Regions from separate parts of the Homo sapiens genome. Here region 1 is linked to region 2. Evidence: read pairs that join two places in POLR2A ChIA-PET (ENCODE). Cell type or tissue: GM12878. All regions are shown on one strand. Links, peaks and the distances in the headings refer to the core of each region. The heading gives the core; the rest is flanking DNA. Region 1 overlaps CBR1-AS1 (CBR1 antisense RNA 1). Region 2 has its middle 16 kb from the start of LINC01436.

Region 1 (4,396 bases), core at 126-4,125, 74 kb after region 2:
TAGATAGGATCTCACTTCATCACCCAGGCTGGAGTGCAGTGGCACAAACACAGCTCACTGCAGCCCCGACCTCCAGGGCTCAAGTGATCCTTCCACCTCAGCACCCCCAAGTTGCTGGGACTGCAGACATGCACCACCATGCCTAGGTAACATTTTTAGTATTTTTTGTAGAGATGGAGTTTTGACATGTTGCCAAGCCTGATCTCAAACTCCTGGGCTCAAGTGATTCTCCTGCCTCAGCCTCCCAAAGTGCTGGGATTGCAGGTGTGAACCACCATGTCCAACCTCATCTGCAAAGTTTTGATTATGGGAAAAAAGGATTTGTGTAACTAGTCTTGCACTGTGGTGACTCTGCTGTAACTCTGGTATTTTGTGTTATGAGTATTCACATCATTTGATCCCTTTTCCTCTAATATCCTTTTTTGTTGCCACTTTGCTTCTTCTTTCTGTGTCCTTCTGTCAGAATGAAACTGACCCAATTATTCCACAGAACTTTACAGTTCACCATCTCATAGATGTTTACAGTTTCTTTTGAAGAAACATAGAAATTTACCTTTCCAATCTTGAAACTTGAGAAAGTTACATTCATCTTATCTGAGTTCCTTTCTCAAGAAATCAGCCATCAGGTCTCCCAGATAGAATCAAAGAATTGAAACTCATCGGATCACCACACCTGAATAATGAAATGTCATACCTCTCTCCCTTTATGATTGACTGACCCACCACCTGCTGCCTGTTGACCAAGGTCCCTTTCCTACCCCTTCCTAATTCCTGTTTTCCTGCATGTTGTTACATTTCTGCTGTATAAACTCCTATCTTTAGTGAGTGAGGAGACAGATTTGAGACTGATCTCCCATCTCCTCTGCTGCAGCACCCAATTAAAGCCTAGCAATACTGGCTGTCTCAGTGAGCAGCTTTCTGTGCAGTGAGAAGCGGGACCTAGCCTAAACCTCTAGGGTTTCAGTAACAATAAAAGGGGGTACCATAGGGTAGAATACGAGCCTAGAACTCTTGTAAGCCCCTGTAAGCCTGCTGTGAAAACGGCACTGCAGCCTGGTCAGTCTTTTGTGGTTCTGACCGGACCAATGTCTGTTAAGACAAACTTTACTGTGGGTCCCTGAAACAAAAACCAGATGAAGTTTCCCACTCTTCCTGTTTCGTGTCCTTGAGAGCTTCACTTTGTGACTAAGGGGGGATACTCTTAGTCTCTGCCATCCAGAAAATGTGATTTTTCGGGTCCTCATCTGATTTTCTGAGGGTCCAAGACACATAATATTTTAAAAAGCTCACTTTTCACTCTGAACGTATCAGGCTCTTATGGGAGTTTTGTCTTAAAAGGTCCCATTCCTACAGGGCTTTTGTCATCTTTTGCTATCTTTTTTTTATTTTTTATGTTTTATTTTTATTTTTTTTTGAGACGGAGTTTTGCTCTCGTTGCTCAGGCTGGAGTGCAATGGCGTGACCTCGGCTCACCACAACCACCACCTCCCAGGTTCAAGTGATACCCCTCCTCAGCCTCCCGAGTAGCTGGGATTACAGGCATGTGCCACCATGCCCAGCTAATTTTGTAGTTTATTAGAGACGGGGTTTCTCCATGTTGGTCAGTCTGGTCTCAAACTCCTGACCTCAGGTGACCCGCCCACCTCAGCCTCCCAGAGTGCTGGGATTACAGGCGTGAGCCACCGTGCCTGGCCATCTTTTGGTATCTTAAGTCTATTTATAAGAGTGAATTTTGGGGGATCATGAAGATGCCTCCTCTATACCCTTTTTAGGAATATCTTTTGCTTACATGGTAAAAAACGTGGAAAATTCCCACCTAGGCTTGAAAGAAGCTTTTGGATTGTGTCACTATTGGAACTAAATAAACCACTGAAAATAAAAAAATGTTAGAGATATCTTATTCCAAGCAATGTCAGGAAGGTACTCCATATGGTCTAAAAAGGGGAGGCATGAATAATTTGCCCCTTGTTTAGCATATAATCAAGAAATAACCATAAAAATGGGTAACCAGCAGCCTTCAGGGCTGTTCTGTCTATGGAGTAGCCATTCTTGATTCCTTTCCTTTCTTAATAAACATGCTTTCACTTTATAGACTCACCCCTAATTCTTTCTTGCACGAGATCCAAGAATCCTTTCTCAGGGTCTGGATGAGGACCCCTTTCCAGTAACATTGCTGCAAAACCAAAAGACAGTTCAGGAGGTCTTATCAAATCTGCTGTCTCAACTTCTCCTCAAGAGTCTTACAGATGCTAGTAAACACATTAGGCTAATTAACAAGAAAATGGTGAAGGCATCCAGGATCATGGTGGCTCACATTTGTAATCCCAGCACTATGGGAGGCCGAGGCAGGCAGATCACTTATGGTTAGGAGTTTGAGACCTGCCTGGGCAACATAGTGAAACCCTGTGTCTACTAAAAATACAAAAAATTAGCTGGGTGTGGTGGTGCACACTTGTAATCACAGCTACTCAGGAGGCTGGGGCACAAGAATTCCTTGAGCCCAGGAGATGAAGGTTGCAGCAAGCCAAGATCACACCACTGCACTCCAGCTTGAGCAACAGAGTGAGACTCTGTCTCCAAAAAAAAAAAAAAAAAATGGTGAGGGCAAAAGGGGGAGTCAAAGGACTCATCCCAAAAAGGTGGGGATTTTTAAGCAGTTATTTACAAAGTAAGGTAAAACTTAAAAATCATTGATGGGTTGAAACTAAGAGAAAAAAGAAAGGGCAAATCATGGAACCCATCACAGCAGGGTGGAAATCTTTAGATGGTTATTAAGAAATGAAACGAAGGCTAGGCACGGTGGCTCACCGCTATAATCCCAACACATTTGGAGGCCGAGGCAGGTGGATCAACTCAGGTCAGGAGTGTGAGACCAGCCTTGACAAACATGGAGAAACCCCATCTCTACTAAAAATGCAAAATTAGCCAGGTGTGGTGGTGCATGCCTGTAATCCTAGCTACTCGGGAGGCTGAGGCAGAAGACTTGCTTGAACCCAGGAGGTAGAGGCTGCAGTGAGCTGAGATTGCGCCACTGCACTCCAGCCTGGGCAACAAGAGCAAAACTGCATCTCATAAAAAAAAAAAAAATTAGCTGGGTGTGGTGGTGGGCACTTGTAATCCCAGCTACTCGGGAGGCTGAGGCAGAGAATTACTTGAACCTGGGAGGTGGAGGTTGCAGTGAGCCAAGATCACATGGCACTCCAGCCTAGGTGACAAAGTGAGATTCCACCTCAAAATTAAAAAAAAAAAAAAAAAGAAAGAAAGAAAGAAATGAAATGAATAAAATGGAAATTGGCACTAAAATAAAGGTCTTAATACAACACTATTGAAAGTTGGGTGTTTGTATGAGGGTTTTAAGAAAAAAAAAAGAAAGTTGGGAAACCAAAGAGAGCCCCAGCTGGTCCTCTAACATTTGTCCTCCAAGGGCCCCAAATCAGTGCCATATTTACCCTAGATTGGAGAGATTTATGAAAAAATATGAGGGCAGAGATTACAATGAGAGAGCTGAAGAATTGCCTGCGACAATGTTCATCAAGATAAGATTGATGAAAGGAGCCAGGGTTCCTTGGTTCAGCACCCCTGCTGGGGACTCAAAGCCTTTTTCACCAGGAAGGGTAAAATGGTCTGGGATTGGACAAGAAAAGGTGCCTGGGACCAGAACATAAAGATGCAAGGGTTGATAGAATTAAGAAAGTTGGAATGTTTCAACAGGTTTTATGTCTGTGAAAGGAAAATAAAATCTTGGGACCCCAAACTCACTAAGCCAAAGGGAAATGTCAAGCTTGGGAACTGAGTCACACAAAACTGCCTATTTTTGTTCCTACAAAGATAAAAGCCCACATCCCTCCCCAGGGGTGCTCTCTCACAATTTGCCCACAAGGAAATTCCTTGCAGGCCCTAAGATCCTTACCCTAAAGCAGTTCTGTTGAATTTCTCCCTGACAATGTAAGTTAATAGCTTATCTTAGCAAGTAGGGGACAAAGACAGGACCAGAAGTCATCCCTCCACCTACCTGAGACAAATGCATATTAATGCAGATTCACTGAGCCTGAGATGAATGCATAATTGACTATTTATCTACCCACAGTAACATGTGGATTCAAAGAATGTTGATTAAAGCTGCAAAAGAATGTAACCACTTGCCTCTTTTCACACCCCTCCTTCACTTTTTTTCTTCTCTTGTCTTTCCCTACTGCCTGCCTGCTCTTTCCCTTCATCTTTGTTTTCTTTTTTTGAAATGGAGTCTCGTTCTATCACCCAGGCTGGAGTGCAATGGTGCAATCTTGGCTCACTGCAACCTCTGCCTCCCGGGCTCAAGCGATTCTTGTGCCTCAGCCTTCCAAGTAGCTGGGATTACAGGCATGCACCACCATGCCCAACTAATTTTTGTATTTTT
Region 2 (4,396 bases), core at 113-4,112:
TTTTAACATGAAAGATGTCAAGGCTAAACACACGTGAGTAACCCCTGCACTGCTGATGAACGAATATGCCACCCTGCCTCTCTCCAAGCAAAGAGGAGAAACCTGCCATCAGGCTGTATGAACTCTTCTTTGCTTTTTTCCAGTATTGTCATTCAGATTAGCTTTCATGCACGTACCACAAGAAAAATCAGATGTCCTGGATTTGTCCTGTGTTCCTCATCAGCAGAGGAAGCCACTAGCAGCCCTTACGAGAATCAAGGCTACTCTACTGGAACTCTTCTTACATAGCCAAAAATGTGTGAATTCCATTTACTGTGATTTTTAACAAAAATGTGTTTATTTAAATGTGTTTATTGTGGTACTCGCTTGCTTAATTATCTTATTTATTTTATTTGTTGTATTTTTGAGACAGGTTCTCACTCTGTAGCCCAGACTAGAGTGCAGTGATGCGATCCTAGCTCACTGTAGCCTCAACCTCCTGGGCTCAAGCAATCCTCCTGCCTCAGCCTCCAGAATAGTTGGGACTACAGCTATGTGCCAGCACACCCAGCTAATTTTTTTTTTTTTTTTTTTTTTTTTTTTGTGGAGACGGGGTCTTGCTGTGTTGAGCAGGCTGGTCTCAAACTCCTGGCCTCAAGTGATCCTCCTGCCTCACCCTCCCAAAGTGCTGGGATTACAGGTGTGAGCCATCACTACCCTTGGCCTGTTTGCTTAATTATCTGTGGAATACAGAAAAAGAAAAAAATCAATACTCTTTAAAAAAATAATCTAGTCCTTAAAACACATTTTTAGACCGGCCATATTGGCTCACACCTGTAATCCCAGCACTTTGGGAGGCCAAAGTGGGTGGATCACTTGAGGTGAGGAGTTCAAGACCAGCCTGGCCAACATGGCAAAACCCCATCTCTACTAAAAATACAAAAATTAGCCAGGTGTGGTGGTGAGCGCCTGTAATCTCAGCTACTCAGGAAGCTGAGGCAAAAGAATCTCTTGAATCCAGGAGGTGGAGGTTGCAAGGAGCTGAGATTGCACCACTGCACTCCAGCCTGGGTGACAGAATGAGACTGTCTCCAAAAAAAACTAAAAAATAAAATACATTTTAAATGATTTTCAGTGACTAGTTTTTGGAGACCTTTACATGGCTGCTTTACTCATGTGGATGAATGTGTTTATCAATGTCCCTGGGGAAAATAAAAGCAGCGTTATTTGCCTTACTTCCCTACCAGATTTTTGATATTTTCTCAAAATCAGCTGGGTGCAGGAGCATGAGCCTGTAACCCCAAGCTCTACTCAGGAGGCTGAGGTGGGAGGATCAGTTGAGCCCAGGAGGTCAAGGCTGCAGTAAGCTATCACTGCACCACTGCACTCCAGCCTGGGTGACAGAGCAAGACTCTGTTTCTTTAAAAACAAAACAAAACAAAAAAATCTTATATTTTCTCAAAATCGGAGTCCACTCATGGGATGTGTCATTTTATTAGCTATATATATACATCTATGCCGTTTGGATTTGAATGTCATCCATTATCTGTTGCAGTGGGTTGAATGGTGTCCCCTTCCCCCAAAAAAAGACATGCCCAATCCCTAAGTCCCAGTACCTGTGAATGCGGCCTTGCTTGGAAATCATATCTTTGCAGATGTCATGAAGAGAAGGATCTCAAGTTGAGATTATCCTACATTAGTTGTGTGAGCCCTGAATGCAATGAACCTTATAAGACAAAAGGAGAAACAGATACAGAAAGAGACATGGGAGAAGGTGATGTGACCACATAGGCAGAGATGGGAGTGACGCAGCAGCAAGCCAGGGAGCCCTACGGATGGCCGGCCGCCACCAAAAGCTGGGAGAAAGGCAGGGAACAGATTCTCCCTGAGAGCCTTTAGAGCAAGCACAGCCCTGCTCACACCATGATTTCAGACTTCCAGCCTCCAGGACTGTGCAAGAATAAATGTCTGTTGTTTTAAGCCACCGAGCTTGTGGAACTTTGTAACGGCAGCCCTGGGAAACTAACACCTGTGGGTCGAGGCAGGGAAAGAAATGCTGCCCCAGTATAGAGAAGATTTGCTCCAGGTTCTAGGAGAGCCAAAAAGCAGCATCTCATGGCCGTCAGCAAACCCCTGGGAGGACGGCAGACCCCAGGGGGCGAGCAAACTTGCTGGTGGTTGGAGCATGCCTGATGCTATCACTCTGTGGGTACCAAGTACCAGGCAAACAGGTAGGCCTTGTTCAAAGCCAGTGATGGAGAGAGGCACTCTCCAACAGAGCCATCGAACAGGGCACGTACTGTATCAGCTCTAGCAGAGGCCAGCAAACTTTTCTGTAAAGGGCTTGATAGTAAGTATTTTCAGCTTTGTGAACCACAAACCGGAGTAGTCTCTGTCACACCTCCTCAGCTCTGCTGTTGGGAAGTGAAACCAACCATATGCAACTGCCAAACAAATACACGTGAAAATCTTTATTTACACATGCTTCGCTCTATACCCAAAAAAATGTAAAGCAGGGACTCAAACAGATACTTGTATATGAATGTTATTCTCACAATAGCCAAGAGGTGGAAATAACCCAGGTGTTCATCAATAGATGAATGGACAAACGAAATGTGTAGATACACGTACATGCAAAGGAATAGTATACAGCCTTAAAAAGGAATGAAATTCTGACACGTGCTACAACGTGGGTGAACCCTGAACGCATGATGCTAAGTAAAATAAGCCAGACACAAAAGTAAAAAGATCGTATGACTGCACTTACATGAAGTACCTAGAACAGGCAAATTCATAGAGATAGAAAGTAGAAGTTACTAGAAGCTCAGGAAAGTGGGAAATGGAAAGTTACCGATTCACGGTACAGAGTTCCTATTTGGGGTGCTGAAAAAGTTTTGAAATTAGATAGTGGGGATGGTTATACAAAGTGTGAATATACTCAATGCCACTGAATTGTACAATTTAAAATGGTTAAAATAGTAAATTTTATGTTATACATATTTTGTCATAATAAAGTTTGCATTTAGAAAAAAAAAATTTCTTTCAAACAGAGTCTCACTCTGTCACCCAGGCTGGAGTGCAGTGGCATCATCTCGGCTCACTGCAACCTCTGCCTCCCAGGTTCATTCTTTCTGCCTCAGCTTCCTGAGTAGCTGGAATTACAGGCATGCATCACCACAACCAGCTAATTTTTGTATTTTTAGTAGAAATGGGGTTTTGCCATTTTGGCCAGGCTGGTCTCGAACTTCTGACCTCAAGTGATCCACCCAGCTCAGCCTCCCAAAGTGCTGGGATTACAGGCGTGAGCAACCATACCCGGCTTAGGAAAAAAAAAAATTATTTACAAAAATAGAAACTGGCCATAGTTTGCCAACTCCTGGTATAGAGTTTTCTATAACATCAAAGTGGCTCTTGGTATGTGACTGTTCCAGAATTATCCCAGCATAGCAGATATGAGGTGGTACTTCCTATGAGCTCTGCCATCCTCAGTCCCTGGACTGTGTCATTTCCTTTGGGCATGTGCACATACACCCCTGGAACATGGAGGAAGGCATATTAATAGCGGGTAGTATGGATTTAAAAGCCTCAGAACCGTGTCATTGATGCTATGCTCTGTTCCTGGAAGTGAAAATGCACAGAGGAACCAGCTGGTACAGTATGATGACAACAGATTTAGGGTACCCAGTCACCATTCACTGCATGGCCTCAGTCACGTTATCCCTGCTCTCTGGGCCTCAGTTTAATCAGATGATTCTCATTTGCTGGCTATATGATGTCCTGCTCTGGAAAAGCATGTAGCTTAGAAATGAGACTGCATGTGAAGGTATTACACCACCCCCCGTGGATGGCTGCCACCATCCTTAAGCATATTTTCATCCAGAAGAATAAACATCCTTAGAGAAATACACATGAAATGCAAAGCTTGAAGTCATAACTCAATGCATAACAACCTGCAAACCAGTACAGGCTTATGAGCTAGCTAATAAAATAAATCATAGTCATGTTTTTCAAATGACTTTTCATGTGTTGTCATTACTTCTCCGACGTACTGTAAATTAACTGTGAAGTGCTACTTCCTGCAGGGAGGTTTTCTTTCCCCTCCCAAATATAAAGAGGTTGTAAGGCTAAAGAATGCAGACATGCATCATGTCTGCGAAAATCATTTTTTAAAAAGATCAAATGTAATATTTTCTTTCAACATGGACAACTGCTTTGAGATTTTCCATTCAAGCAGCCTTGAACACAGCCTCCAGCGTTTGCCAATTACTCCTGACAAATACCATTTGGGCCTGAGTGATGTTGTAAGTGAAATAAAACAGTGGAAGGAAAAAAACCAGAACATGATAAAAGGAATTTTTTTTGGTCTGCTGAGAACTTACTGTAAGTTATACATTCAGGAGTGAAGGCCCTGCTTCCT

What was found. ChIA-PET counts read pairs that join two places held together with the same protein. Peaks named below come from ENCODE experiments on the same cell type or tissue, not always from the same donor. Only the 100,000 strongest peaks of a DNase experiment are listed, where the experiment ranks them.
Region 1: POLR2A ChIA-PET joins it to region 2 with 5 read pairs; 5 of 35 experiments call an interaction of 5 or more read pairs at or near these places.

What each region holds. Positions count from the first base shown.
Region 1 is chr21:36,093,127-36,097,522 of GRCh38, forward strand. All of the region lies in intron 2 of CBR1-AS1 (CBR1 antisense RNA 1), which reads right to left. Among named protein-coding and RNA genes, the nearest start is that of CBR1, 25 kb to the left of the region's middle. In GM12878, for the core only: no CTCF peak of the experiment used is centred there; no DNase peak of the experiment used is centred there.
Region 2 is chr21:36,019,029-36,023,424 of GRCh38, forward strand. No RefSeq gene overlaps it. Among named protein-coding and RNA genes, the nearest start is that of LINC01436, 16 kb to the left of the region's middle. In GM12878, for the core only: no CTCF peak of the experiment used is centred there; a DNase peak (open chromatin) is centred at 2,453.